2 separate regions of the Mus musculus genome follow, and region 2 is linked to region 1. The links are chromatin loops, found by intact Hi-C in ENCODE. Cell type or tissue: left cerebral cortex. All regions are shown on one strand. Links, peaks and the distances in the headings refer to the core of each region. The heading gives the core; the rest is flanking DNA.

Region 1 (16,029 bases), core at 6,400-11,399:
GTTGGAATTGTTCAGGCCTTGTTTAGATATCATATTGTGGTATGTGGCTTCCTTAGCATGTCTAGGAAACAATCCCACACAGACTGCCAGTTTCTTTGGCTCTTACATTCTTTCTACCCCTTTTCCACAATGTTCTCTGAGTCTTGGGTGTATGAATTGTATTGTTCCTTGCATTTTGACAAGTTGTGGTTTTCTGTAATGGTCACTGCTGCAAAATGAAACCTCTTTGACGGAGTAGTAATATTGACAATTATCTAAAAGTACTTCAGACACAGGACTTATTTTGTTTTAGGAAAGTGGTGGTAGTAAGTTCTTTGCTAAGATCCATGTCCCCACTGGCCACATGTTGCTGTCTAAGTTTCCAGTATCAGGCATATAGATGCAGAGAACTATCAGGATGAACATTATGTGCAATATTTTAAAATAACTGGAAAAAACTGAATGAACTCTAATGCCAATTAATACTGGACTGCACCTGTGGTGGTATATTGTGAAACAGCAACCAGTAGAATTCCTGTAAAATGTAGTGGTGAAGAATGGATGGTAAGGATTACATATTGGAAATGTATACAATAACACTTTAATTACTGATAATTAAGTTGAGAAATTGAAAATGAAACCATGGTAGCTGTGCAGAGACCTGAATAAACCTTATGACTGTACTATTCTATGCAAAACCAATTTAAAAGTGAATATTCATAGTCTAGTTATATTTACATAGATTTAGAAATATACATATTCAAGAACATATAAAAGCACAGATATAGATCATAAAACTGGAAAGTAAAGGAATGATAACCCCAATCAAATTAAAGTGTGGTTTTTAAGGGAGGCAGTAGATGAAGGACAGTCAAGAAACCTAGTGTAGCTCAGAATAACTCATTTCTGTAATATGTAGATAACTATGTATTTACTTTGTCCTTTATTAAAACTAAAACCACTTAGTCTATATCAACATTAGTGATATTTTGAGATTGGTCCTAGTTTTTATACCAATTTTGGAAGAAGAAAAGGGACACTCACAAGTTGTTCTCTGACTTCCACACACAGGTCATGGCACTTGTGTGTACATGTACCCGAGTACACACATGCTTGTGCACATATATGTGCGCACACAAACACGCATTAAATAAATGTAAGAAATAAACACATAAATAAAGCAGGTACTCTGATTCCAGCTCTAGCACCAACACCAAGAAGTCAGTGCTGCCCTCTTGTCATTCATTCGTCACTGAAGAAAGCCTACTGAATTCTAATTTCAAGAATTCAGAGCTGTAGACAGCTCTAGAAATTGATAAGTACTCAAATATAGGAACCAGAAGTGATGACTTCTGTATAGGCAAGGGACCAAAAATCATTAATTTTACGGTTTATCAAGAAAGTTTCTACAAGAAAGAGAGGAGAGATTACTGAAGAAGAATCTGACACAGGGATATAGAACATGTACTACTCTCCTAGAGGACCCAAGGACTGCTGTAACACTTATAGCATGAAGACTATTGAGTAATAAAGTAGATATTTAGGAAAGTGGCTGGCTACTATTCTGGTGACCTTTAAAAGAAGTTATTGTCGCTGCTGTAAGTTCCTATAGAGTTGCTTCTTCATGAAACCATTGGCACCCACTGTCCTCAGACTAGGAATGCATTACATCAACAAGAGCTAACGTCTCCTGTGCAGACAGAAGAAAAACAAGATGTTGGCCTTGACTTGAAGACACTTGAAGTATCAGAGTAAGGATGGAGGATCTAATCGGAAGGACTAGATGCAATCGTAAATAGATTCAAGAAAGTGGCATTAGATGACCCTTGAAGGAGACATAGAATTTTGATAATAACCAACCTAAGTGAAATACATCCTTAAAGTGAAGATAGTGGCTGACAGACATATAACAGTAGGTCAAGGAATGTGCATAAAACCTGGTTATTTAAAACATAGTATATGATAATTTTTGAAATGATTTGTTTGTATCCTAATTTTGTAAATGACTGGTTTGTATGTAGGGTGGGGAAAGGAACAGAGTCAATGAACCAAGGGTGAAAAGGATGAAATTAATATTTTCCCAACACTATCCGTAACAAAGTTTGTAAAATTTAATCTTATTATATTCTCAAGTTGGTCTTCTGATGAACAGACAAGAGAACGCATGCAAATAAAAAGCCCTCAGGAAAGAGGAAGGGTGAAACAGAAAGGCACAAGAGCGAGGCATGTCTGCAATATGTTAGAAAAGAACATTACCCCACCACAGGGCTTTCTGGGATCCTATCAATTAAGCTTAGCATTAGAAAGCTACTTAGAAATTGGCAGACACACAAAGAAAGAGGAGGTGGATCTGATTTTTTAAACAACACTGGTTCAAAAATCTCCTGAGAAATTACTTAAGGGATTAAAATAAATGTAAGATGTGATTTGACTAGGAATACTGCTTCCAGAGCCTATTTTTGTTTGTGACCATGTGATGAGAATGTTTAAAAGCAATGGTTCACTTCTAGTTAGAATCATTAGCAGAGTGGAGCCCAGTTTGCCTAAGGAATTTGTTTCATTCTCATCTGTTTATGCCATTTGACTCCTATTTCTAATAAGCACTTTCATTTTGATGTATCACAGCCTTTATTTCTTCAACTTATTCTTGATACAATTTTTAAAAAGAGTTTCTGAGGCCAAAAATGAATTACCTTTGCTTTTTGCCAAGAACAGGCTGCATTGCAGTAGATTCTAGAGAAAATTGTCTAAAATGCTTTAGCCAGAAGAGATGTTTCTCAGGGTGAGGCAGTGAGTTTTAGGAAGTATAAACTAATAAATCTGAGGTTGGTACAGTAGCTCACAGCCAAAATCATAATCCCAAGTGTTGTGGATAGTCCTGGGGCTAATTATATTTGATGTCAATTCTGTTCTCCTGTGAGTGGTTGTGAACAAGGAATGAGTCAGCACTCAGGTGATTTCCTATAAACCTGCTTCCCACCTTAATTTGTAAAATAAAGGAGAGCTGATGATTGGGCAGATAAAAGGGAAGGTGGAGCAGAAGGGGAGGGAGAGAACACAGAGGAGAAGGAAGAAGAAGAAAAGCAGAGCTAAAGCACATGGCCTGGAGAAATGGCAAGTTCTAAGGAGTCTCATAGATGTGGAAGACGGTAGTGTAGCAGTAGATCTGCCCAGTCTAGGTGCACAGCATGTATTCATATTAACTAAGTCATGCTTTCATTGCTGGGGCCTATTTGAGTGAAGATTTACCTCAACACCCAAGGGTCTAGATGCCAGCCACGGCCACATGAAATGAGGCAGTGTTTGAGAGAGAGGAATAAACAAATCAAACTAGTTATTTCATTCTCTTTTTCTTTACACTTATTTGTGTGTGTGTGTCTGTATGTGTCTGCATGAGGATATGCCACATATATGCAGGTACCTGTGGAAACCAGAAGAGGGCCTGAGATCAATTGGAGTTGGAGTGACAGATAATTGTGTGTTTTTTAACATGGATGCTGAGGAACACCCTTAAGAAGCAATATATGCTATTAGCTTCTGAGCCATTTCTCTTGCCCAAATTTGTAATTTCTTACATGCTAGTATATCTCTGAGTAGAGATAAAATAATTTATACTTTAAAGTCATAATTATAGATTCATGGCATGTCATCAAATAGGTCTTGAGATATATTCTTTTTTTTTTGTTGGTAAGCTCCATTAATTATCTAGTGATCCTTATGTTTAAAATTATAGCGAACAAAAATCTAAAGTATAGGCTTTTCTCAAAATGTTTGCATACCTGATAAACTTTCATCACCTTTTATATCTTCACTCTGCCAACTATAACAACAACAACGAGAACAACAAAAAAATTTTCCAGAACATTTAAATCATAATCTAAATGAAGCCATTTTCAAATACGTTTCAGGAATCTGAACACAGCCATCTTGAACACAGAAATGTGAAGTAAGAAGATGTTTTGATATACCATCTATGTTAGAAGCAAGTGGCTGTAGGAGTGAAACACAGTATTCAGTCTCATACAGCACTATAAAAGCAGAACTTGTATTTAACAAGCCTCTCAGTGGTTTCTACATAGAGACTTGAGTTTGAAAATTGCTTGGCTGGATGGTCTTTATCTAAAGATTTACTTTTTGTTAAGGACCCCCCTGTTTTATGTAAATGTCTGAGAATGAGGCAATGGGATTTTATTTTGATATTGAGTTTAGGCTCAAATTCTGGTTTCAAAGGTAGTTTGTGACCAGATGGCTGACTTTGTATTACTTGAGCAGTTTTCTTATTCATCAATATTGCATGTTAATTGTTCCTTACACATTTGCTATTTAATTATATATCCAAACCCTGGCATACAGCTGAACTTAATAACTTGGATTTATAATTATTGCTACTGTTTCTATTATTTTTACAGCCTAAATTTCCCACCTTAATTCATGTTTGCTAATGGGGTAGTACAGCCAATAATAGGTTAAGGATAGACTTTTTGTCTTCTTTGTTTCCTTTTAAAAGAAGATACTTAAAACTCATTGTTCATGGCAGAAGGTAAAAAAAAAATATGACCTTCATAGTATTATGTAGCAAATTTAGGGGTTTAAACATTCAACTATGGAGGAAAGCTCCCTAAGGCTCAGAAGTTACAAGACTCAGAAACATTCCCTCTTGTAAAGAGACAGAAAGGATTTGTGACTCAGGAAGAAAGTTCCTGAAACTAGCAAAACAATGGGAAACTCTCCATGAGGTTACCGAAGTAGTAAACAAATTTATGAGGAGGAAATTTTCAGATCATCCCAGACACCAGTAGAAATGTTCTGACCACAAGATTTGTCTACATGTCATGCAGATTGTGCCAAGGGTTCCGGGTTTTGTGAGTAGCTATCCATATTGATAGGATATAGCTGCCTTTGTCTTGCTCCTTTTCCTATAAGTAATCTTATAAGTAAAAGGTATAAGTATAAGTAACTTCAATAAACTTATTTGTACACCAAGGTGAATCTGGGTGCAATCCTTCTATATTTTATCATTGGTTCTGTATCTCAAATAAGAAACACTTGTAGCCGGGCGTGGTGGCACACGCCTTTAATCCCAGCACTCGGGAGGCAGAGGCAGGTGGATTTCTGAGTTCGAGGCCAGCCTGGTCTACCGAGTGAGTTCCAGGACAGCCAGTGCTATACAGAGAAACCCTGTCTCGCAAAACCAAAAAAAAAAAAAAAAAAAAAAAGAAACACTTGTTATTTATTTGTCTCCAGTGATGACTTTGGTTGATCATCCACATTAGAGATAAGGAAAGAGTAATATGATCCTTAGTTTTTCCTAACTATAATAAATACCCAAGATATTCAATTTACAAAGATAAAAGGTTTTGTTTGCCTTAAAATTCTAGAAATTTAAGTCCATTACTGAGAGTGTCTTTGTTGCCTTTACATTTCTGGTGATGAAGCCACATAATCACGGAGGGTCGTAAGCAGTAGGAAAAGGCTATTCACCTCATAGCCAGGGAATCAAAGGGAAGAGAAGAGCCTGGATCTCACTGTCTTCCTCAAGGCCATCCAATAATCTAAATACCTACAAGGTCCTAATGCTTAAACATTTTACTACCTCCTACCTGTATCATGCTGAAGACCATGTTATATAGACCTTTGACCACACTTAAGGTGCAACTGTAGCAAGCAGTGATGCAATGTCTTCTAAAAACAAACTTTTGACTCTGAGTACACCCTAGACAGATTTTCTGCATAGCTATAGAAGAAGTTCGTCTTTGGGGTGGTTTGCAAAATATATTCAATAATTGGTTCTTGCTACATTAATAGTTATTTTTGGAATGAACTAATCCAGTCTGACTTCTCTTCCTACCTTGATAATTATGTTCAGGCTTACCTGAAGTTAAAGAGTCTAATTAGTATCCCAGCTATATAAAACTTTATTGAGAGATTTTTGACCCCAACTGTATCTCACAGCAAAAAAAAAACGTGGTGGCTTTGCTGGCTTAGCTTTATGTCAAGTTGACACAGCTAGAGTCATTTTAGAAGAGGGAATCTCAATTGAGAAAATGCTTCAGCAGATTTGCCCTTTAAGCTAGCATGTGAGGCATCTTCTTGATTGATCATTGATATGGGAGGACCCATCCCACTTTGGGTGGTACTACCCTGGGCTGTTGGTCCTGCGTGCTATTCAAAAGGAGACTGAGCAAACTATGAAAAACAAACCAATGAGTAACATTTTTCCATGGCCCCTGTATCAGTTCCTACCTCCAGATTCTTTCCTTTAGTTCCTGGTCTGACTTTCCTGCATGATAGAGAACAAATTGTAAGATGAAATAAGCCCTTCCATCCCCAAGTTGCTTTTGGTCTTGGTGTTTTTATCACAACCAAGAAACCCTAAGACAGTACAGATGTATCGTTTATCTAAATTACTAGAAGTTAAAAATTAACATAATCTGTAAATTAAAAATTGTTTGTATATATGTATGTGTGGTTTTGTGTTTGTAGGTAGTCACATTGTGGTGCACATGTAGATGTCTGGTGGATGTTAGGAAACAACTTGTGAAAGTGTGAAAAGCAGTTCTCTCCTTCTACCATGTAGGTCCTGAAGATCAACTTTAGACCATCAGGCAATAACTGCTTTAGCCTTACCTTGCCAGACAATCATCTATCTATCTATCTACCTATCTATCTATCTATCTACCTATCTATCTATCTATCTATCTATCTATCTATCTATCTATCTATCTATCTATCTATCTATCTTCTATCATGTGTTTGTATCTGTCTGCCTGTCTGCCTGTCTGTATGTAATATGATGTGTTTGTGTTAAAATGCATATGGAAGTCAGAGGACACTATCAAGTGTTATTCCTCTGATGGCTGCCTACCTTTTGCTTTTGAAAGAAACTCTCTCGTTGGCCTAGAACTCACAAAGCAGACCATACCAATGGTTGCGAACCGAAGGAATCCACCTTTCTCCTGCCTAAGATTGAGATTACAAATGTGTGCCCTATGCCTCACTTTTCTTTTTCATTTGAATTTTGGGTTCCTCATGCATACCTATGAAGTGAGTACTCGATTGAATGAACTATCTCCTCTGCACTGTAATTTTTTAAGTGAAAACAATCAAATTTGCAAATCACTTTAACAAATATATAAACATCTACAATTCTATTACCAGTGTCTTCCTATGTACTGATAAATTACTACCAAATGCCACAAAATATTTTTCATTTCCTAGTTTCAGCTAGTGAAACTACTCATAGCTTAATGATTTTCTACAGATTAAGATACAAACACAAACAGCACATTATCATTCCTGGAAAATGAGTAATAGAACAATTAATATCTGAGAAGAATTTTTTATAGCTTACTTACTTGCCTACAATTTGGAGCTTAATTGAACCAAATTCTTGCACACTATAAGTACGCACTGTCTTTCCTCAGTATTAACACTATAATAAAATATGCAAACATTCGTGGCATTTGCCTCTACTCACTCTTCTTCTGAGAACAGAAAGCAAAAGGCTTTGAGAGAACTTAATCCCACTAAAATCCCTTAAGGTATTTTAATGATACTCATACAAACAAAAGGTGTATCAGTTACAGGTTATCTATGTCAATTCTCACACTTATTTTATACATTTGTGATATGTGTTGACCCAAGTGAAAAGGCTCAGTGTGCAGACCCTGCTGTGTGGTTTAACCGCAGTATTGCCAAAGCTTCCTGGCTGCATTGCAGATAGGTGTCTAGTACAACCTGTTAAATGGTTACCATCGTGAGTGAATTCTTCCTTTTAGAAAACTGATGATGTCCCTAGGAGTTTTGTCTTTAGAACAGTCAAGATTTTCTCTGCAGTTATGAGGCCTTCTCTCCCATTAAAGAATTTGGAGAACTGAACCCATGTGGATATAGAGTTGATACATTGATCTCTGCAGTAATTGAAACAACTGTGGATCATTATATGAATATAATGTAATATTTTTCTTCCTTGAGGTTACCGGGTTTCTAAACTAAACATCAGGTCTATACACATTCTTCTTTTCACAAATAGCCTCACTTTAAAAGCTATTAGTAGCCTACAACTTCAATTATTCTTTAATGTAGTGGTTCTCAACCTACCTAATGCTGAGACCGTTAATTAAGTGCCTCATGCCATGGTGACCCACAACCATAGATTTATTTCATTTCTACATAATGACTGCAATTTTGCTACTTTTATGAATTGTAATGTAAATATCTGAGATGTTGGCTGCCTAATATGTGACTTCCCAACCCACAGGTTGAGAACCTCTATTTTAATGTAAACTAAGAGAAACTGCTTGTCAATATGGTTATTCCAATAATTAAATGTATGAATGTTCAGTTAATTAAATAGGAATATAAATCCACAAAAATTAAGACCAAGTTGATTGGTCAGTAAAAAATTCACAATTTATAGTACAGCCTAGCAAGGCTATTTTGTTTTTACCACCATTGCTTTTTGCCTTGTCATATGCTTCTTCTAAGAAGCATAGTAACATGCAGAGCAGCCAGTTCCCTGTGCTGGTAAAGATTTAAGAACCAACAGAAGCTTAAGCTGTTTGCTGACTCAGCCTTCTCCTGGGGATCTGCCAAGCTGAGTTAAGACTGGAGATCCTCCCGGGTTCACAGGAAATTAGCGTTCAGTAAAAATATCCCCAGGGCATGTGTAAAATGTCACTTGCTGCATGTCTGAGATGTATTCTATAGAAAAGATGGAAACCTTTATTGTCTCCAGCTGTGGCGTATTCTGGTTCTTCCTTTCCAGGGCCCAGTCACTGGTGAGTTCTGCAGCTCCCAAGAACACATTCACTCATAGGCTTTCTTATAGCTGTTTTGTAAATTATGATGTTTTGGGACTTCTTAGAAATATTTTGAAATGTATACATGCTTCAGAACTGATATCCAGTGTTAGCAATGAAAATTTCAAAATTAGCAATGAAAAAACGTAAATGCAAAATCCTTAAAAAATCAGTTAAATATTTTGTATTACTCATTTGAAAATTTTCATATATATATGTATATATATATATGTATCCTAAATGATATTGATAACATAAACCTTGAAAGAAAATTGAAGTTACATTAAAACTCTTGTGAAAAGAAAAACAAATTTCCAAAATTTTGGATTATCTTCTATTACTGAATTAAAAAGTTGGATGAGGGCTGGAGAGATGGTTCAGCAGTTAGGAACACTGACCTTTCTTCCAGAGGTCCTGAATACAATTCCCAGCAACAACATAGTGCCTCACAACCATCTGTAATGGGATCCGATGCCCTCTTCTGGTGTGTCTGAACACAGCTCCAATGTACTTATATACATAAAATTAATAATAATAATAATAATAATAATTAATAATAATAATATTAGGTTGGATGAATTTCTCGACCCAAAAGAAGAAAAATTGAATAAAGCAGATATCATGTCATGTGAGAAAATAAGTTACACAAAGTCACCTGGAGACATAATAAATCTCTCTCTCTCTCTCTCTCTCTCTCTCTCTCTCTCTCTCTCTCTCTCTCTCTTTCTTTCTCTAATCTATCTATTAGAGAGACAGATATGAAGATATTACAGTGTATATGTATGTATGGAGATATAAAACAACTGTATCTGTATATGTATATATACTACAGTATACATCTATGTATGAAGATATAAACCACCTCATGTGGAAATGTTGACCTCAGTTCCCTTCTCACAGATGCAGACAATTCTGAGGTTTACCTCATGTCTCAGAGTTCCCTTGCTGGATCAAGCTGGAGCTACCCATAAGACATTTTTCTGAAGATTAAACCTTTGTCTGGTAACTTATACACCTCCAATATTTCCTCAAAATCTTACTTGCCCACAGATTTTCTTCTCAAGCTCTGCCTCTGAAGAACCTAACATTGCATAACAGTCAATCTGTTTCAAAGGAGACTGGAAAACCTTTGGCCTATCTAGTGAAACAGAACAAGGAAGTTATTATGCTTAAATTTCACTCGTCTTTCTGTATTAAAGGATCCTGGCACACTGCCTGGGTGGCCAGAAACCAGAGACTGGACAGCACAGAGACATGGGATAGAATTAAAAATGACTGGGGAAAATAAGTAAATGAAATGGTACCTAATTAGTTCTGCTATACTCATATACTAGAGCCTAGCCCAATCATCATCAGACAGACTTGATCCAGCACCTGATGGGGACAGATGCAGTGACCCACAGCCAAAAATTAGGCAAAGATCAGAGAATCCTATGGAATAGGGAGAGGAAAGATTGTAGGAGCCAGAAGAGTCAAGGATATGGCAAGAACATGGCCTAGAGAATCAGTCTCACAGGGCACACGGAGACTGAAGGGACAATCGGGGAGCTGGTATGGAGGTGAACTAGGTCCTATGCATATGCATTATGGTTGCATTCTCGTGAGATTCCTAACGTGGGAGTAGTGCTGTTTCTGACTCTTTTGCCGGCTCCTGAGACCCTTTTCCTCTTGCTGGGTTACTTTGTCCAGACTCAATATGAGGGCTTGTGCCCAGTTATGCAATGTTCCATTGATATCCCTAGGAGGCCTCCTCTTTTCTGCAGGAAAGTGGAGGAGGAGTGGCTCTGAGGAAGAGAGGACCAGGGGAGGGACTGGGAGAAGAGGAGTGAGGATATAATATATGCAAGAAGTTAGGATGTAATATATAAGAGAAGAATAAATAAAATTTAAAAAGAAGTTTTGAAGAAAAAAATAATACTGTCAATTTTAAATTAAAAAAATGAACAGTTTAGGATTGTATGTGAAGAAATCAATCTAATATGTAATTTGAAAAACTTCAGGTAAGATCAGTTTCTTTCAAACCCATTTGAGGAAAATCAAGCCTATAGTTAAGAGAAGTGGATACGCCAACAATTCTGTAGTGAGGGAGACTTCTTAAAACAATTAAAATCTTCTCTTTGGACATGGCATGACTACTGGACACAGAACTAACAACAGCTATGCTTACTTGCACTATTCCTGTTTAAAATCAAACGTGCTAGCACGGATCTGGTGACGGCCTTGAAAGTCCTCACTCCTACCTGAGGCACTATTGGCAGTTAATGGCTCCCGGGGGAGGGATAATCACCTTACTTTGGGATAGAGCCAATAGTAATTTGCCCATGCTCCAGTAGATGACCTCACACTCTGAACACGCAGGCAGAAGCCCTAAATGTACTCATTGAGTTAATTGTAGGAAGCTATCTGCATGGAAGGTGTGGAAAGGCATTGGAGGGAACAAGTTGAGGATAGATATTATCAAAATGCTTTGTATATATGTATGAACTTCTCAGACAATACATTTAAAAATATTTTAAAGTTATTTTTAAGAATACCTAGTCATTTGGGCATATGCTAAGGAGTGGTATAATCATATCATATGATAGATTTAGCTTTTTAAATTTGTAATAAATTTTATTTTGGTGCTTCATCAAAGAATACAATATATATTCAAAAATTTTAATTTATTTTTTTTACTTATTTACTTTACATTGTGCTTACTGTCCCCCTCCTGGTCACCCCATCACACATCTCTTCCCCCATCTCCACATCCCTTTCTCCTTTGAGCTGGTGGGAGTCCCCGATTGCCATTCCTCACCCTGTTACTTCAAGTCTCTGTGAGCTAGGTGCTTCCTCTTCCACTGAGCCAGACAAGTCAGCCCAGCTAGAAGAACAGATCCCATGGTACAGACAGCAGCTTTTGGGAGAGCCCCTGTTCCAGTTGTTCTGAAATCATATGAAAGGTCAAGCTGCGCATCTGCTACATATGAGCATGTGAGTGGGGAGGCCTAGGTCCAGCCCATGTATGTTCTTTGGTTGGTGGTTTAGGCTCTCAGGCCCCACAATCCTTCCTTCTATTCTTCCTTAAGAGTCCCTAATCTCTATCTGTGGTTTGTCTGTGGGTGTCTGGATTTGTCTGAGTCAGCTGATAGGTGGAACCTCTCAGAAGACAGCCATGTCTTCAGCAAGCATAACAGAGTATCATTGATAGTGTCAGGTGCTTGCCAATGGGATGGGTCTCAAGTTGGCTAGGTTATTGTTTGGCCATTCCCTTAGTCCCTGCTCCAGCCCTGGTACCTGCACTAAGGATTCTCCATACTGATTTTCAGAATTGCTACACAAGTTTGCTTTCCCACCAACACTGAGTAAAGATTTCCTTTCTCTTCATCCTTAGCAGTGTTTGTTGTCTGTTGTTTTGCTGATATTAGCCATTTTGACTGGGATAGGATGAGATTTCAAAATTGTTTTAATTTTCATTTCCCTAAGTGCTAATGATGCTGAACACTTTTTGATGTATTTCTCAGTTATTTTTATTTATGCTTTTGAGAACTCTCTGTTCAGATCCATAGCCCATTTTAATTAGGTCATTTGTTTTATTGACTCTGCCCTTTGAGTTATTTATATACTCTGTATTAGTCCTCTGTTGGGTACATAGCTGGCAAAGGTTCCTTCCCACTCTGTGGCTTTCTTCTTCCCTTGACTGTTTCCTTGCCTATACAGAAGATTTTATGATTTTATGAGATCCTACTTATCAAGCATTGGCATTAGTTCCTGGGCGAATGGTATACTATTCAGGATTTTTTCCCTACACTTGCATCTTTTAGGGTACTGCCTATCTTTTTCTTCTAACTTGACATCCTACTCCACAGATACTTGCTCAGCAGTGTTTACCGTCCTTTTCATAATAGGTAGGAAATAGGAAAAAGCTAAATGTCTTTCAATAGATGAATGGACACTGGAAAAGCAGGAGGGAGTTCCAACTAGGGAGGAAGAAGAAAAGTTAAATACTGGGATTATTTGATACAGCTTTAAGGAACCATATTATTTTATATGTAATACTTACAAGCGTGCGCGCGCGCGCACACACACACACACACACATACACACACACACACACACACACATGGAAGTTTATATCTCTTGGGATGACAATATTCCCTACAAGAACCATAGGCTAACGAAATCCCAGCACTAGGAAAGAGGAACTTCCTTTTTAATGGTTAGCCAGTGTATTAAAAATGACTCATAGAACTTAGAAAAGAATCAATCACTTTCACTTTGTTTTACCATCGCAATTCCTAACTACATTTGAAGTCTTGTCCTTATACCCACAGATAAGTATAGCTCCCACCCCTCATCAAACAAGCTTCTCTTTACAGAAAATGGAGACCATCACAGAAAGCGATCACTGGATACAACACAGAAATCAATGGATGATGGTGATCCTAGCTCCAAGGGGTACATTTTACATCACAAGGGTTTTACCTCAGGTCTCAGGGAACATTGCCAAAGAGGGACTGGGAAGATTATAAGAGCCTGAATACCAGGAAGTTGCTGTGAGCAGAAGTCCAATGTGATGTAATGTAGCAAAAAGGTCCAGTGCTTTTAATGGAAGCAGACTGAGTTGTATCTGATACATTACTTCTGAAATAATTGTGAAATACCACATAGAGAAGTTGAGCAGGCAACCACCTATGCCGGTCAAGAGGGAAAGATGGGGTATAAGAGCTACACTTAAGAATCATTAGTATAGAGAGAATATTGAAACCCACACACATAAAACAAAAATAATACCGTGTGACTGGATTAGATAAGCAGGTACTGAGACTATAGATTATAGGAGCCAGAGGGAAGGCTAAGTAGGTAAAAGAATGTGCTCTGCAAACTCATTGCTGGAACCCACATGAGAACATACTCCACAAGTTACATGTTATCCTCTGCCATCCCTGTGTGTGCAGTGAACATACATAGTTATGGTAAATAAAGATTTTAAAAATAGTAAGCTGTTATGAAGACAAGGTAAATTGAAGAAAGAAAGTTGAGCAGGATCAGCTTGTGACATAGAAGGAGAATCAGACCTTTGTTGCTTTTGGAATCCAAATGTAGAAGATATGTCTGCCATAAACAATGTTATGGAGATAGTAAATAGTATAACCATTGAAAGTAGAATTGTAGGCTCTGCATTATAGAGGTTACTGGGTCCTTGAATAGAGGTGCATAAGGGAGCAATACCCATCTAAAAACAGCAAGAAGACAACACATTGTTTCTTATTTCTATTTTAGCGTCTACTTCTCAAACGAATCTAAAAAAGTGATGGCTGTCAGGGGTCCTATAAACTTATGATACAAGCCTTTGCTTTATCATGGAACTATTTGGGACTCAATTTTGGCTGGGGTCTGAGCCGAGTAATGGAGACAGAGTTCACAGTGAGAAGTAAGACTTGCAAAGACTTGCAGCATAACATTGGTTCTTGTCACCAGCTGACCACCAACCTCATATACCAAACATGTTGGATAGAGTAAGAAAAAAAATTAAGGAGAGGTTTTTTTTTGACAAAGTATAAATATTCTGTGATTCTTCCTAACAGCAAAAGTCAAAGTATTTCCCTTTACCTTTAGACAAGAAGAAAGGTGCTGTAGCCGACTTGGGGAATTTAATACACTCCATATCATTCAAGGACTATTTGGCAAACATGTCTACCAGGACTAGGGCTGGTCTTTTGATGACAGAAAAGAAGTTACAGCTTCTTCACTGCCATCATACACTTTCAAGTTCAACTAGAGAAAGACACTCAAGACATCTGTAATTGGTGTGCTCTCATCAGGATTTTTCCTGTTGTGGTCTAGTGCTGGTTTTGGCCTGAGATGGTGTGTCAGTTAGGCTTTTCTTTTCTTCTTTTTTTTTTTTGGTTTTGGTTTTGTTTTTTTTGAGACAGGGTTTCTCTATAGTGTACACCAGGCTGGTCTTGAACTCAGAACTCCGCCTGCCTCTGCCTCCCGAGTGCTGGGATTAAAGGCGTGTGCCACCATGCCCGGCTCAGTTAGGCTTTTCTGATATGACAAACCCAGTCAAACACTCATCAATAAATTAAAAGATAAAATGTTTGAGATTTCCACAGACAAGATGGAAGTAGGTATGTGAAAGCTCATGCCAACAAGTTCCCATCTCAGTTCTGGGATGACTTTGCTCACAATCTTGGCAGCGCCAGTGGATGCACTGTGTGTGTGTGTGTGTGTGTGTGTGTGTGTGTGTGTGTGTGTGTGTGTTTGCTTCTATATGTTGCAAATAGAAGAGTGCAAAGGATCATGGTATTTTAACACAACAACAGAACAGTAACTGACAAAATACCATTTGTTTTTGAACTCATTTTCTCTGCACTTACACTGAGCTAAGCAGTTTCATACATTATTCAAATTAACTCTCACATGACAGCATGAAACATCTATTTTTATTTTACAGATCAGGGAACTGAAGCCATGAAATCTAGAGTCCTCAAGGTCACCATATTAATGAGGTGCAGATGCAGGATGCAGACCAGGTCGGTTTGATGCAGAAATCATATGTTTTATCCGCTATTCAATTTCTAGGAAGCAGGCAAATTGAATAAATAATAGGTGTTAGTTTAATTAGGAAGAAATAGGGTACAGAATATAGGGCATAACTTAAATGTTTTGCTAATTTGTGTAAGATAGGTCTTTCCGCTACAGATAATGAGGTTTTCATGCTGTGAATATTTTATATAATTACTTGTGATATAATAATTTTTAGAATTTGGATTGCAGCCTAATTTTTGTTTTGTTTTTTCTCATTTATCTTTTCCATTTATTTATTTATTATTTATTTATTAACTTTACATCTGATCTCAGCCACCCCTCCATTCCCTGTCCCTGCCCCGTCACTGTCCCGCCCCCATCCCCCTTCCTTCTCTGAGTAGGTGGAGGATTCCCTGGGTTCCAGCCCACCCTGGCATTTTAAGTCTCTGCAGGACAAGTTGCATCCTCCCCCACTGAGGCCAAACAAGGCAGCCCAATTAGAGAAATAAGCAAGCAACAGAGTCAGGGGCAGTCCCTGCTCCAGTTAGTTCTTACTCATGGGATGGGCCCAATGCCAAGTTGGATCCATCATTGGTTGCTCATTCCCTCAGTCTCTGCTCCATCATTATCCCTGAACTTCTTGTAGGCCAGACAGATTTTGGATCGAAGTTTTTGTGAGTGGCTTGGTGTCCTTATCCCTCCACTGGGAGTACTACCTAGCTACAGGAGATGGCCA
Region 2 (16,029 bases), core at 6,445-11,444, 300 kb before region 1:
ATTTTTAGTTCTTGATGTAATTTTGGTTAATATGTCTTCATTAGCTCTTAAGCATAATCTCTGGGGATGCTTTATCTCATACTAAAGGAATAAGACATTTTTAAACCAACTTTATGAATTACCAGCTTTTCTGAACATCAACCTGAAGGGAGCCTCGGGACACAAACAAACAGAGGAGAAAAAATGGATGTCCTCATATTTTTGTATCAATTTAATCTTAAAGAGTCTTGGCAAATTAATGGCTAAAACCACAATAAGAAGGTTTGGATAATGTGTAGGAACTCAAAGAAAATTATATACTATACAATTTCTGTGAATGGTACCAATACCTTTTTATATTTATTAAATTTTCTCTAGTTTCTATATAATGTTATAGAAATGAGTAACATTTCTTTGTGAATCAAGAGATAGATGATTGATTGAAAAATCAAGATTCTTCAGGACACAGAAAAGCCACGTCTGGTGAAGGAGACGCTGAGGACATGGGGGTTTTATGACAAGGGAATCTGCACTGTAGTCTCAGAATGTTGAGAGCTGAGGTAGGGGCATTAGTTAAAGAAGACCAATTGTGCTTTGCAGCAAAACCTTGTCTCAAAACAGGCTAATCCGTTTTAGACATCTCCCTTTTAAAAGCCATGGCAAAGAATTTTCCATTTAAGGTTAATGATATGTTAAACTGATTTTACTTAAGTTACTCTTCTAAATTATTTATATATAATTACTAAGTATGCAACAAATGGCTCTTTCTAGATGATCCCAAAGGTTTTCTTCTATTAAATGGGGAAAACTGATGAATTTAAGAATAATGAGGCTGGGCAGAGGTGGCGCACGCCTTTAATCCCAGCACTTGGGAAGCAGAGGCAGGCAGATTTCTGAGTTCGAGGCCAGCCTGGTCTACAGAGTGAGCTCCAGGACAGCCACAGCTATACAGAGAAACCCTGTCTCAAAAAACAAACAAATAAATAAATAAAATTTTAAAATGAGATGATTTTTTTAAAAAAATTACAGAATAAATTTGCTAGAATTTCAGTTATATTTGTGTCTGGCTGTAAAGCTTTCTTACACCTCATTTTCACAGCATCTTCCTGTGAAAATGTATCTGTGAGCACACTATTACAGCTATTCTTAAAGCATCTCATAGCGCCCTGCCCCCACGGCTCATCGGTTGCCTTTTCCTAAGCCCCTGGGCTTCCTGGAACGGAATTATGATGTGGAAAGCAATGAATGTTGCTGCTAAAGATGAAGCACCAGGAAGTTTTGGTATTGACACTGGACAGGAATGCTCGAAGACTTCACACTTCAGCAAGAGCTTTCTCTGAGACCTCCTAAGATAGAATTTTCTTGGCAAGGAGGAAGGATATCAGGAGTCAGAGGCGGAAATTGTAAGAGACAAGTAGAGGAGTGACACAAAAGGCATGGAGCTTCAGAGGAATCCGGAATCCAATGAGCATTACAGTTTGTTCAAAAGGTACAAGTCGCCGTTTGTTCTTTATGTCAAGAATAATTTAAAAAGCCTATGAAGCTGAATCATCCCATAGCATATTAATATTCTATGAGACTATTAAACAGTATTTGCTTCATTTTCTTCCAGGATCACAAAGCTAACTTTAATATATCCAAATCGACTTCAGAGACCCATTCCAGAAATCAATTAAAGGTTCCTTGCACATATGGTTAAGCCCACCAGTAACCAATGATCACAAAAGGATATGATGTATCAAGTGATTTTCAATGTATTTCCTAAGCTTGATTCTCCAGACAAGATCCAGACTCAGCAATGAATGGTGGTGACCCATGACCCTGTAAACATCTCTGTCTCCTGTGCGCAAGATGGCCAGATTATAATGCACAAAAAGCAACTTAACCGTGAGTGGGATTGCTCATCTGATACCAAGTACGAGTTCATGGAGCTCTTACCTGACCCCCCTTAGGCTGGTATTTGATGTTGTCAGTTGATCCGATTTTGGACTTGACATTCTTCAGGTCCGGCAGTGGTTGGTTAATAAGCCGAAGCTGCTTAGGAGTAGCTGGGGACTTTGGAGGAGTGCGGATGATGGCAACTTTCTTCTCACTGGGCACCAGGATGCCAGATTTGGGGGTTCCTGGTGTCCTGGGGTAGCTCGGGGTTCCCGGGGTGCCTGGGGTACGTGAAGAGTAGCTTGGGGGAGTTCCAGGGGTGATTGCAGTTGATCCAGGGGTAGTAGGTGTGGAGGTGCCACTTTTTCCTGCTCTGCGAATTGGTTCTGACCCTATGGTAATGAATAGGTCACACACACACACACACACACACACACACACACACACGCACAACACAAGAAAATCACATCAGAACGTTAAAAAATTCTTAAGGTAGTCTTCTTCCCACACAAAGTTAGTACTCATAGAGTTCTTAATTCAAATACATTTAGAACTTTTTAGAAAAGATCACGATAAGGCTCAAAGAGGTGAGAACCTCTTTTCCTTCCTTTAGGTTCATAAACTGGTGATATTTTTGAGTATATGTTAATATACAAATTTAAAACGTGTATATTTTTCCTATTTGGTCTCATAGTTCTTACTGGGACTCATTGGAAATGATTCTTCTGTTTGTATGATTGTTGAGTCATATGGACGACCTGTAGTTAGAAACAGCATACATTTATTGTGTTATGTGGGTCCCTGATTGTGGGAAGACTCCTGAATGGCACATGGATCATTCATTTCTCCCTGAAAGTGCATCCATTCTGAGACTCAGATATACACCTGACAGTAAATACACACTGTGAATTTACTTCCCATAGTTTTTGCTTGTGGAGCTTCAATGTGAATCTGTCCATTTGTACTGAGAGCTCAGAAAGTACCAACCTAACACATGTAATAAGTGGTTTTATTGTACCTTGAGTTAAGTGAACCAAGCTCTCCATCTCTACTGCATTCAGGACTACATATGCTCTATTCTGTCAGAGTTCATGAGATTCCTGAATGGGATTATTTCCCTAAAATTCTTTTCAAAGCTTGTATAAATGCCAGGACATTGCTGCGTGTAGCTAAGGAGATGGTAGGCAAACAGAAGAGAGCAAAATGCTTCCCCTTCTAATTGTCCATGTATGTTTTGCTATTGCTGTATGGCGCTAAAATACACCCAATATTTGTAGATGTCAACATATCAGTTATACTTGCTATCATCTGACACAAGGCAATAGACTATAAAACAAATTAAAGCTAGAATATCACAACCGTGTTGTCTCAGAACAGTAAAAACCTCTTAAAGGGCAGAACAGGTAGGCTCAAAGAGGTGAGTTTATTTAGGAAGTGCCATTTTGTTTCCATAGAAACACATATAGGCATGGTTGAAGACATGCCACTGGGGAGAACTGATGCTTTTTTCTGTCTTACCCTCTTCTGGGTTCTTGTGTACATCCAGTTCCAACTCTTGATATGCGAGGGGAAAATTGCTTCCCTGGGGATTACTGGTTCATAAATATCCTCCTTGCTAATATGTTACAATAATTTAATCTTGCTCCAGCAAAAGAGTTTTGAGGTGTCAAAGCCCTCTTAGCATAGACTTCAAAGGATGCAAGTATTGCCCCAAATTAAACAATGCTAAGCACAATTTCCACAATGACAATAATGTTTTCAGTGTAGACAAACCACTAAGTGTCAGGTATGATAGTGTACTGGCTAGTTTTGTGTCAACTTGACATAGCTGGAGTTATCACAGAGAAAGGAGCATCATTTGGGGAAATGCCTCCATGAGATCCAGCTGTAAGGCATTTTCTCAATTAGTGATCAAGCGGGGAGGGCCCCTTGTGGGTGGTACCATCTCTGGGCTGGTAGTCTTGGGTTCTATAAGATAGCAAGCTGAGCAAGCCAGTGGAAGCAAGCCAGTAAAGAACATCCCTCCATGGCCTCTGCATCAGCTCCTGCTTCTTGACCTGTTTGAGTTCCAGTCCTGACTTCCTTTGATGATGAACAGCAATGTGGAAGAGTAAGCTGAATAAACCCTTTCCTCCCCAAGTGCTTTTTGGTCATGATGTTTGTGCAGGAATAGAAACCCTGACTAATACAGATAGTTATATCTCAATAGGGAGATTACTATTAAATCTCTGAAAGCAAATGTTGAAGGAAAAATAAGTTACAATATGACAACCGTGGCCATTTCCATCATTATATAGTAGTTCCTAGATTACAGAGATCTGGTTTTCCATGGAGTTTTATAGAACATTTATACAGCATTCAGTTTCTTCCAAGACAAGGTTAAGGTGTTAAGGAGAATTGTGACGTCACCAGTGGACTGAAGACCAAATCTAACCAGGTTTCACTGTGCAGTATTTGATATGTTATTACTCTGTCTGTTAGGTTAGTTTTTATTGTCTTTGAATTGAAGCTGCTAACAAATGACCAGCAGAATTATTAACTCAATCAGGTAGAAAAGATGCCTTAAAGGTCTTATATCTAATATGTGCTAACCATGGTAGCTATTTTAATGGAAAAGGATAACAATTTGATACAGGACCTGCTAGACAGTCTCAGCAGCAATGTAATCTACAGTGTAATAACTGAACATTACACAGATCACACAGGTTGCTATAATTGTGAATCAGTCCACTATGGGCCAGTAAACAAAAGGGATAAAAGATAGTGTACAGGACACATCACGTTAAAGGTCATTTGGCATAACATTTTAAAAAAGAAATTAAGTAGAAACTTCATTTTTCTCTCATGTGTGTACATGTACGAATATGTTGTGTGTGTACAAGCTAGAGGTCAGTATCAAGTGTCTTTATTGTTCTTCACCTATAGTGTGAATCAGGGTCTCTTACTGAACTTGGGGCTCATAGATTGGCTAAGTTTCTGGCCACTGAGTTCAGAGATACTCCTGTCTGATCAGGGTTGAGCTGCAGATGTCCAGCACCATGCCCAGTTTTACACTCGAGCTAGAGAGCCCAATTCAGGCGGTCATGGTTTTGTAGAAGTACTTTCCCTACTGAACTTTCTCTCTAGCCTTGGGTTTTAGGTTTTCCACTTAGATTTTAAGATATGTTATTGTAGTAAGACTTAATGGTGTAGAGATATGTAAAGCAACTCAATGGGTGATTTTCTTTCTTTCTTTTCTTTCTCTTTTCTTTTTTCTCCTTTTTCCCCCCTCTCTCTCTCTCTCTCTCTCTCTCTCTCTCTCTCTCTCTCTCTCTCTCTCTCTCTCTCTTTCTTTCTTTCTTTCTTTCTTTCCTTTTATGGTTTTTCGAGACAGGGTTTCTCTGTATAGCCCTGGCTGTCCTGGAACTCACTTTGTAGACCAGGCTGGCCTCAAACTCAGAAATCCACCTGCCTCTGCCTACCGAGTGCTGGGATTAAAGGCGTGTGCCACCACACCCGGCAATTTTCATAATTTATTTTCATAATTTATTTGTTTTAAGTTTGAGTCAAGAGAAAAACATCTTTCTAAAACAGGCTATCTTGAACTCAGTAGATATGAAGACACTCTATTGCCATTTGTGCCATCAACTCTCTTGCCACAAAGCATTTTTTGGAACAATCTACTATCTAGATTTTCTAATATTTATCTATAAAGATACTATCTTCTAAATACAGGCTTATTTTACTTAAACACTACAAATTTAAGTAAGCTTCTTTTTCACTTAAAGGATTAAAGGGAAACAAAGTAGGATGACCTACTGGTGGTCCGTCGTGCTGAAGAGATGGAGCTATTCAGAGAGAAAGAGTTCTCCTCCCTGTCTCCTGATACACCCCTGCGAGGAGGGAGGATGGAGGAAGGTCTTGGGAGGGAAGAACGTTTCTCTGGGCTCTTGCTTATTCCATCCTGATTAGGGAAAATAAAGACAGTAGGTTCATTTTAATTATGCAACAGTACTCTGGTCATTTTTCCTGGCAATTTTTTTTGATGCACCAACTTTAATATACTAATAAAACTTTCTGTTTCATTACTTAGAATTTATAGTGTCTGAGTTGTTCTGAGCTTTTATCTTGAAGTGACAGTATCAAAAATGAATTGTGGTGTTTAGTTTTTAAACAAGAATGGAGATGGAAGGAATTTACAAAATTGTTTTTCATAAATCACTAATACAACCAAAAGCTTTATTACTTAGTATTTTCAACAAATCTGTCTAATTTGTAACTACTGAATTACTTCTCCTTATCAAATAAACACCCTCAGTTTGAGACAGTTACCAAAGTTTGGTCAATATTAGAAACAAAACACTGCCTATAGTAATAGAAAAGTGGAACTACCATGTTTGATAAGCTAAGAATTATGATTTAAATGTCATATAGGGTTGTAAGGTTGCCAAACTTGTCTCTAAGCTACTTATTGAAATCATTCAAATTGTTCATTGTAAATTTAGAACTTCATTAGTAGACTTTAATTGCTTTTTTTCCATTCATAAAAAGAGCAAAAATACTTCATGTTGGTTTTGTCTTTTTAAAACATAGTAGAATGTCATGTTGTCATTAAAATGGTTATTAGTAATGATTACTACTAAATTAAAAAATATATACAATGTTTTCTTTTTTGTTACTAAACCTATAAAGAGGGAAATTACTATGTTTAATTTTCTCAACTAAATTATTATACAGGAAGTTTTAGAAAATTAAGATAAAGAAATAAGAGATGACATAGATAGAAATATTCAGGATTCAGACATGAAAAAATAATATATTTTTTTAAAAATGAGAAATACACAATAGAGATCCAAATATCATGACCACCCAGTGCAATGCCACATTGTCATTAAAATGGTCACTAAGAATGCTCACTATTATGTTAAACATCAATATACACTATCTTCATTTTTTGTTAGTCAACCTATAAGGAGGGAGAAAAATAAAGACTTTAAAAATCAAAATGGTAACTGTAGCCATCTTTAGTAAAATGATTATAGCTAATATTACTTCTCACTCATTTACATAGTTTCATTTAGACTTATAATGAAAATGTAAAATAGTATATTAATTATAAAAGCTAAAGTATGTTCTATAAAAAATCTAAGTGAATTTTTCCTCCCCATTTTTGGCAACTCATTGTGCAGTTTTCTGTATGTTATCTTGGTAACAGAGCAAATCCAGTTGTGTCCTCCCCAACTACCCTCATCCATCATTCTAGATGATGTCAGTTTTGGCTTGGATGCTACAAACAGGTTAAAATGGACATTTAAAAAGAAATACAATTATCTACATAATATCTACACTTTGCAAGACATTGAACGAATACCAAAAGTTGAATGAAAGAGAAGAACAAACTTGCTTTACTCACAGTGACTTTATCCTTCGCCTGTTTAAAAGCACCAGGAGCCTGAGCCAAGTCACCACTTGCTGCTGTTGAAAAGAAAAGAACAACTTAGCGTCCGAAACTCACAGAAATGCATTTTCTGATACTTGGGTGTTCTACTATCTCATAAGACTAAGGCAAAATACAATTCTCTTGCTTTTGAGGCTCAAGTTCAGTAGCCAAAGGAACTTGGGTAACAGTAATGCATTATGTGGCTCCAACTATAGCATGTGCAAATTAATACAGACTATTGTCTACTGAAGTGCAAGAGAGTACAGTGCACACACTCTTTTTCCTATGGGTCACCAAGGCACTTACTTCTGAGTATCCACCATAAACACATAGAATCTTTAGATCAAAAGTCACAGAACATCAAAGCAAATGCTGCTTAGTTAAAGGAAAGGAATATGATTGGTTTTGGGGTTGGAATGATACAGAAATGTCCAAGCCTCCTCTTCTAGAAGCCACTGGCTAACTTATAGATCCGTCTACATTTTACCTCCCAGGCTGTCATGACCAGCAAACCCTTTGCCTGTACACCTCTTCATTTTGCACTATGATTGACATACTTGTCTGAAGTGAAATTGTACCATAAGAAGGGAACAAGAACAACTTCTCAGGGACAGAGAATGAGAGATTTTAAGTTCAATAAGTAAAAAATGTGTTCTATGCATGCACTTCCTGTATGACACAATTACTGCATCTGTTACTGCTGTTTCTCTTGATGCTGTTGTTTGCTTCTGGTCTCAATTTTAAATTCCATCCCACCCTACATTCTGTGTAGATGACTTACCTGAACTGATAATCCTTTGTGTTTAAAAATAGCAGTATTTGACTGCTGTCCTCAGAAGTAAAATATTCTAGCTTGTACGTTTACTATTTATTTATTTATAGAGAAATCGTCATGAAAAAAATCCTTATAAGCCCTCAGAGTAGTTCTGATAAAAAAGGTCCTATGCTATGTGAGTTGTTATATCAAGAAAATGGCTGCCTATAGTGTGTCTATTGTATAAGGACTGGCTAGGAGGACTTTTCAGATCCTACCGTAGCAGTGAAAATGATGTCATTGACTCTATGACATATCTAAAGTTCCTGCAATGTGTATTTGTAGTTTGCTTTAGTTCAATAACATCTGTACTTTGTATGGTTTTCCTGCTGGCTTCTCTTGGTATTTGACTAGAATAAGGGGATACTCTAGTTAGCCTGAAATTTTAAAAATCATTTAAAGAATAAACATAAAGAGGGAGGGTTGGCTTTTAGTATGGTAAAGTGAGTGTCAATAACATGCAAGCATGTCATATGAATGACTTACAAACTATTTTATATTACCTCTGATATTGCACAACTCTAACAGCATTTTTAGCTTTTCAGGTAGAACACAGATTTCTTAATGTTCAATCCAAGAGAATATATTTCTCAAAGCATTTGTCTGAGTAAAATAGAATTTCTAAAATCATGACCTACTTAGCTAATCAAGATACAACAGTTGGAGTTATATGTTAACTCCTGATTTCTAACTTTGAAGTGCTCTGTACCCTGAGTCTTTCTCAAGGTTTGTGTATAGAAGAGTTTTCCAAATTAAAATCTTGGCTGGGGTACTGTTCTTGCATAAAGTATGCCATATGGTTTCTATATGTAGGTCACAAACACATGATACTTGAAATTCTGGCCAAGCATGGTGCTCATGCTTACAATCCAAACATTGGGGAGGCTAAGGCAGGAGGATCATGAATTCAAGGCTGACCTAGGATATGTACAAATACTTTGTCTCAAAAAGCATAGAACCCCCAAGCCCAAGCCCCAGGTATAAAATCTAAACAAACAAACAAAAATAATAGAGACTTTTGGTGGTTGTTCTAGAAGATCAATGTCTCTGATTTTTTTCTCAGTAAGGTCAATGATATCATTTCTAATCTTTAAAGTGACTCAAAACTTTATATGAAGCCATTTGTAATGAATAATTAAAAAGAACAATTTCTTTCTGATATTTTTGTAGACTACAAGAGTATCCACATAGACACTAAGAAAATTTAAAATTAAGATTATCATAGCATAATTTGGCACACAAAGTAAATATCCTGATACTCTACAGTGAAATTTCAAAGTAAAGTATAGAGCTATATAGATTTCTATTGTGAATTCTTTAAAAAAGATTTCTATTTTATGTGCGTGGGTATTTTGCCTAATGTAAGTGTACAAGATATGTACAGTGCACAGAGAGGCCCGAAGATGAGGTTGAATTCTTCGAAATTGGAGTCATAGATATTGTGGACTGACATGTGGGTGACAGGAACCAAACTCAAGTCCTTTGTAAGAAGAGTAAGTGTTTATAAAAATAAAGCCATTGCTACAGCTCCTTTCCTAATGATTTCTCCCACGTTTTATTCTTTTCTTCTATTAGATCTTTAAGCTTATGGTTGTGTAAATTTGGGAGAGACAGAAATAATTAGAAGGCAAAACAAGTCTTTCCCCTCCTCATATGTAGTCCAGGTCTCTCAGAATAGCCCAGGCTGGACTCACACTGGAGATCGACCTAAAGATTCACTTTCCTCTGCCTCCCCAGCACTAGAATTATAGAAAACATATCTATGTCTAACTTAATTCAGTCATAAGGGAGTGGAGTTTTAACTTAGATTTCTGCACATTGAATTATATAAGAACATTTGGCAGCTGGGATGGACATCTTTAAGAAAATCTCAAAGATGAAGTACAGGAGATTGAAAAGGTGTTCCCTTTGAACATGATGAATAAAATCTGATAGTATAGACATCAGTTTCTTTGTTCTTCTTTCTTTCCATCTAAAGAGAAATAATCTTGAAAATTAGTCTTATTTCGGGGGTGGGGGGTTCTCAATTCCAAAGTCTAAGTCAGTATACATGGTCTCAGTAAAGTCAACATCAGTAACAGATTTGGCAGTAAAAATAGAGAAAATAGGACAAATATACATGGATTTAAGCATGGAGGAGATAAATAAGCAAAATAATGAGAATGCATACCACGGTTAAATTCATCGCCATCGTCTAACCAAACACACAGAATGAAAATAGGGATCCCCAGAACGTGACAATAGAGCACAATGCCAAGATACAATCACGCACTGCTATGTCTGAGTATGACAAAGAAACAGATGGTCATGACCTCTTCTGCAGGGAGGGAAAAAAAAAAGAATAATGATACAAGACACTTAATAGCGAAACTGTTCATGATTGCTGAGATTTGGAAGTAAAACAAAATGAAGAAGCTTCTACAGTAATGAGACTTAAAAAAAAATACACATCTATGTTTGCCAGCCACATCGCAGAATTAAACAGTCACCTGTGGTTTTCCGCTTAACACAGGAGAGATGAGTTGGTCTAGTGTATTTGATAGCAGGTTTTAAAATGAGTTTCCTGGAAGGAGAGTGGGCCTGAACTTCTGATTTTTTAGCAAGTTCAGCCTTCTTATAAACTGCTATGAATAAGAAAACACAAAAAAGCATACCATCAGGAAAGAAAGCAAACACTTGGAATGAAAAAATGAACAAGATTTTTATAAGTAACTAGTTAGGCAAGTTGCTTTGTCAAAAGAGCAATAACAAATTAATTTAAAAAAAAACACCGCACATTTTAAAAGAAGTGATTGTTAAATGAACCTTTTTTCCTTCTCACTTCATCCCTGGAGACCGTGCTAGGTTCCTTTTTAGCTACTTTTCTTTCAGGAGTGGAAATTCTGCCTCTCCCGGTTTTAAAAGGCTTTTCTTTTCTATGTTTCTCGAGAGACGGTCTCCGAGCATCCTTCTCAGCTCTCTCCTCTTTAGGAATAGTTTCTAACTGCTCTGTCAAGATGCTTCTATCATCATCTGCGGATCAAAGCAAACCATGGCAACAAGAAGAGTGAGATCATTAGTGACAGATGTATAAAACCCTTCACATACTTAACACAATGTAAAGTAAATAGAGACTATTATACATATTCTTTAAATGTTTAAAGTGAAAACCAAATTCCCCACTAGGCTACTGGGTCTTATTTGGGAGAAGATTGAAAAAGAGGCACACCTTGAGTGTCCACCCACAGGCTGTCGGCGTCCATAATGGAGTCATCAATGGTGGTCTCGTCTTTGTAATCGTCGTAAGTTTCTGTTTTATATTCTGAGAACGCAACCTCTTCTTTCTCAGGGGTAGCTGGAGCATCTGGAGAGCCATCCTTGGGTTCTGCCTGGGCTTCTGCTGCCATCTCTATTTCAAGCTCTTCATCGTGAGGGCGTGGTCTCCTTTCTTCCTCCGGCTGAGCTGGAGCTGCGAAGCGCACACTGTGGGACCCCGACTCCCCCTCATCAGTTGTGGTTTGTACTACAGTGATAAAATCATCCTCAATGGTCACCACAGACTCAACCACACCTTTGAGCTCACCTGGGCAGGTCTCCACAAACTCCTCCCTACTTTCTGAAACAAGCAGGTCGGAGATCTGGAGGGTATCTGAGCGGAAGAGCAGTTTGTCATACTCTCCCCCAGCTTCTATCTCTTCTTCCTCACTTGGGACCTCTGCTGGTTCGGACACAATGGCTTCAGGCTGTGGCTGGGTGACATCAGAAGGTATGGCAGGTATATCCGGAGTCTCTGTGCTCTCTTCCTTTGGCAGCTGAATGAATTCCATCTGGACCTCACCCTTCTCATCCGTGGATAAATCAGCTTCGGAAACTGGAGGCGGGCAAGGGATTTCTACAGACAGCTTGAGGGCAACTTCATCTTGGATCAGTGATGTCTCTGGAGATGTTTCTTTCTTGCCCTCATCAGGCTTCAGAGACTCCATAGTGAGGCTTTCATGCTCACCGCTAGACTCATAGGACTCTTCTTTGTCTACAGCCTCCTGATGCACCAAATCAGGCTTTGTCACCTTTTCCTTGACTTCTGTTTCATTGACTTTGCCACCTTCCTTGATGTGGCCGGACTCAACACCCATGAAGGAATCTGCTTCTTGAGGTGCTTCGGATGAGAGCGTCAGCTCCTGAGCAACCTCAAACTTAAGCTCTATGGCTTTCCCAGCATCTACATTCATCCCAGAAGCCATCTGTCCAAAGTCACTGACTTTTATATCTAACTGACTTGGCTCAGCTTTCGTTGCAGCAAAATCTAGACCTTGATCAGCTTTTGTGGTTGGCTCGACCTCAGCTACCTCTGGCACTGAACTGAGACCTTTCTCTGTTTTCTCAGGTGATGTATCCTTAGTTGTTATCAGTTCTTTGGTGGAGGCTTGATCATAAGTTATACCTAATCCAAAGAGCTCTACTTTACCCCCCATCTCTTCTGACTCCTTGGCATGTTCTTTTGAATCAATATGCTCTTCACTCTTTTCTAGGACAGTATCCAGCTTGTCATTAGCTTTCCTGTCATGGTCAAACTCCCTACTCAGTCTTGATTTGTCAGCAGAAGTGGGTGGAGATGCCTCTTTCTCAGCAGTGAACTCATCTTTGACTCTTCCAGCAGCTGCAAGTTTTACTTCAATTAGTGAAAGGTCGGTGGCCAAATCTCTACGGACTTTGTCATCGGTTCCTTCATAAAATGAACCACTCTCTCCTGACAAATTCTCACTGTCTTGAACTGGTGATGGGAGAGGGACTGTGTACTTGTTGAACACACAGTATCCCATGTCTTCAAGTTGACTATCTGGTTTTACAGTGACTGGGCTTTCATCAGCGACAGGTGGCAAACTGGTACTACTCTCTGCAAGCATAGCCTCTGATGGGACTGATTTCCTCCTGGCAACCTCAGCATCTGCACTCACAGAAGCTAATCTGGACCTGGTTCCTGCCAGATCTAGCATCTCGGGCAGGTCAGGGGCCATGACAGTACCATTTTTGTAATATTCTTTGGCTGGAAAGGGTGACTCTGAGGATGTTTCAACTTGGATAGTTTGCCCTCCAGTCACTTTTGCTTGCTCTGCTTTATCTTCTTCCTCTTTGCTCTCTATAGGAAAGCAAGGCATCTTCTCCACTGCAGGTGTGGTGGGGGGCAGGTAATCATCTCCTTCATCCATGCTTCCACTAGTGTTGGTTAGAATATCAGAAGCCAGAGGGGAAAGATCATGGCCCCGGCCAAAGTTAAACCCAAGGGCAATGGAATCAAGGCAAGACATAGGCAAGTTGATAGACATGCTTCTTTGTTCTATTGCAGACCTTCCACCAAGCCCTAAGCTTCGACTAAGTGTCAGATCGTCCTTATTCTTACTATGAAGGTCCCTTTTCTCTCCATAAACTTTGGGGTCAATAGTGAACATTCTCTCTTGAGGAGAACTTGGTTCTTCAGGTAACTCGGATGGATGATCGGGTGTATAACTCTGAGCAAGAGTGCTGTACCCTGCTTCCTGTGCTGGAGGACTAGGCTGGGATGCTTTTGCCTGAAGTTCCTTTTCATCATGTTGGTTCTTAGGAGATATAGTATCAAGAGATTCCTGGGCACTTCCTCTGGAGTCACTCAGCTCATAGTAATCACTGCCCAACTCAGTGCTTCTCGTCATGTCTTCTTTCAATGCAGATGTTTCAAAGTACTTAGACATCCCTGATTTATCTTCATAAAACGGCATCTCAACCTCGGCTATTGTCGCAGATCCAGCGCCTTCAAGCTTATTTTTGTCAGCTGTTTTCTCTTCAAAAAGTCCCTGGATTTCTCTCCTTTCACTTACTGCCTCTGGCTCAGATGTAACTTTTCCCAAGGTCTTGGAGGTCATGGCTGCATCTGTAACTGCTTGTTCCAGACTTATAGGGAAGGAGTCTTGTTTTAACTCATCAATCGTGTGTTCTTGGCCTTTCTGGTCTTCCTTGGAGAAAGACTGCTCGGTGGAAGTCTGAATTACACCTGTTTTATCATCTCTTAGTTTAAAGGATTCCTCTTTTTTTGCCACAGCTTCTTCGATAGAAACAGTTGATTTCTCATCAAGCTTTGTCTGTGGTTCAGTTTCAGTGAGTGTAGGTTCCTGTACACTGGGTGCAGAAGTCTCCTTTTTCTCTTGATCTGTGGTAACCTTTACTTCTCCTGAAATGTTCTCCCCAACATAGCCTTCCACAACTGGACTATGAACATTTCCCAGTAAAGTGGTAACTTCTGAGATGGAAACATCTGCCACTTTGTCTGCTTTATCTTTCAGTGGCTCCTCATCTTTAGAACTCTCTTTGGAAGTAGCTAGAGCACTGGGGTCCTGCAGAGACACTTTGTCATCTGATTGGAAGAAGACAGGGGCAAAGGGTCGTGGTCCTTCTGAGACTCTCTCATTCTTCATAGTGTCTAAGGGAAGAGTGAAACTTCCACCATGGAAGGGGCTTGGCATGGGAGAGTCAAACTGCTTCCCTTCCCATCTTGGGATATCCTCTAGCACATCTTTTTCCCTCATGGGTGTCAAGGGGCCAGGAGATATTGGGGCAGCTAAACCCCATTCATCCTTCTTTGATTCCGTGGGCATTTCAATGAACCAGTCTTTTGGCTCTTTTGGAGCTGGGGGCTCTGCCGAGAGGCCAATGCTAGGCATCACTATGCTTGGTTCTGTGCTCTGTTTTCTGTCTTCCAGGTTGGTACCGAAAGTCTGCGCAAATGGAACTGGAGGCAACTTTTCTCCTTCCATGCCTTGGAGATCCTTTTTATCCTGAGGAGTTTTACTTGTGTCAGGAACTAAGGCAGCATGTTCAAAGTCTTCACCAGGCTTACTTGGCATCTTAAACTCCATTTCTCCCTTGTCTAAAGGCTCAGCGAATGAGGAAGGAAATTTCTCCTGCTCAGGGAATTCCATCTTCGAGGCTGTAAGTAAATCTGAAGTAATCGAGTTGATTTTCAAATCAGATAATAGGCAACAGCTTTCAGGCACTTAGCTTAAAATCATATTTACAGATAGGAAATGAATGGGAAGGTAAGAGGGAAGCTATGGACCATGCAAGCATGCTGCCCACTGAAAAATGACAAGGGAATGTCAGGACTGGAATCTGTATGTCCTAGCACTGAGTGAAGTCCTGTTCTAAATGAGTTATAGAAAGAGTTGGCCTTAGGCTACTTATTCTTTTTGTTTATCTTAGTCACTTCTAAACAGTGTATAGTGCATAATTACTTGGAAAATGAAGAAGCATCTTCATTTCATTAATAAAAGTTGAAATTAATTTACATTAAGGAAGTAGATAAATAGGGTACTAGAATATGTATATGAAGGATATTTCCTGAATAGTGCAAACTTTCTCACTGGCAAGCCATAGGGGAAATGCCAATAAATACATAATGATACAAATATTTCAGTTTTATGTACTTGATGAAAAATTAGAAGGATTCATATGGACAAACTAAAAGTCGCTGCTATAAAAATTTTAGAAGATAGCAGAGATTAAAGTAAATATTTGATGTCAATTTTATATACATGGCCTAAGAAGTGATGAGCCAGTATGCACGCAATCTAAAATTTTAATTCCCAGCATGGCTTCTAGATTAAAATGGGAAATCATAAGAGCAAGACATTTTTAAAGAGTCAACTCTCATAATATCCCCAGGGCCCTGATTTCATTCCTAGAACATGGCCAGCTAGCAACACAGTGGCTAGTATTTGCCCCAGATAATCTTTGCATCAAATAAATGATGTGCTCTTGATTTTATTGATATGCCAATGCAAGAGTTTCTGGAGTCCCAGTTATATTTTAAATTTTTTCCTGTGGTCACTAGAGCTATGTGTCACCTGGAGACAATTTGACAGTGACTCTCTTGAAGATGGTGTTATGATCTGATAGATTTGTGTGTCCCGTTGTAATGAGAGCAACAAAA

What was found. Hi-C counts contacts between places; a loop is a spot of excess contacts. Peaks named below come from ENCODE experiments on the same cell type or tissue, not always from the same donor. Only the 100,000 strongest peaks of a DNase experiment are listed, where the experiment ranks them.
Region 2: it touches region 1 in a loop (4-fold over the local background); 7 of 42 quality-filtered maps call a loop at or near these places.

The regions. Positions count from the first base shown.
Region 1 is chr1:66,108,065-66,124,093 of GRCm38, reverse strand. No RefSeq gene overlaps it. Among named protein-coding and RNA genes, the nearest start is that of Gm51629, 110 kb to the left of the region's middle. In left cerebral cortex, for the core only: no CTCF peak of the experiment used is centred there; a DNase peak (open chromatin) is centred at 8,558.
Region 2 is chr1:66,411,417-66,427,445 of GRCm38, reverse strand. Map2 (microtubule-associated protein 2) reads right to left here. Exons shown (of 15, transcript NM_001310634.1): 7 at 11,299-15,039; 8 at 10,896-11,102; 9 at 10,580-10,714; 10 at 7,250-7,311; 11 at 5,656-5,800; 12 at 1,918-2,249. Among named protein-coding and RNA genes, the nearest start is that of Unc80, 49 kb to the left of the region's middle. In left cerebral cortex, for the core only: no CTCF peak of the experiment used is centred there; a DNase peak (open chromatin) is centred at 8,891.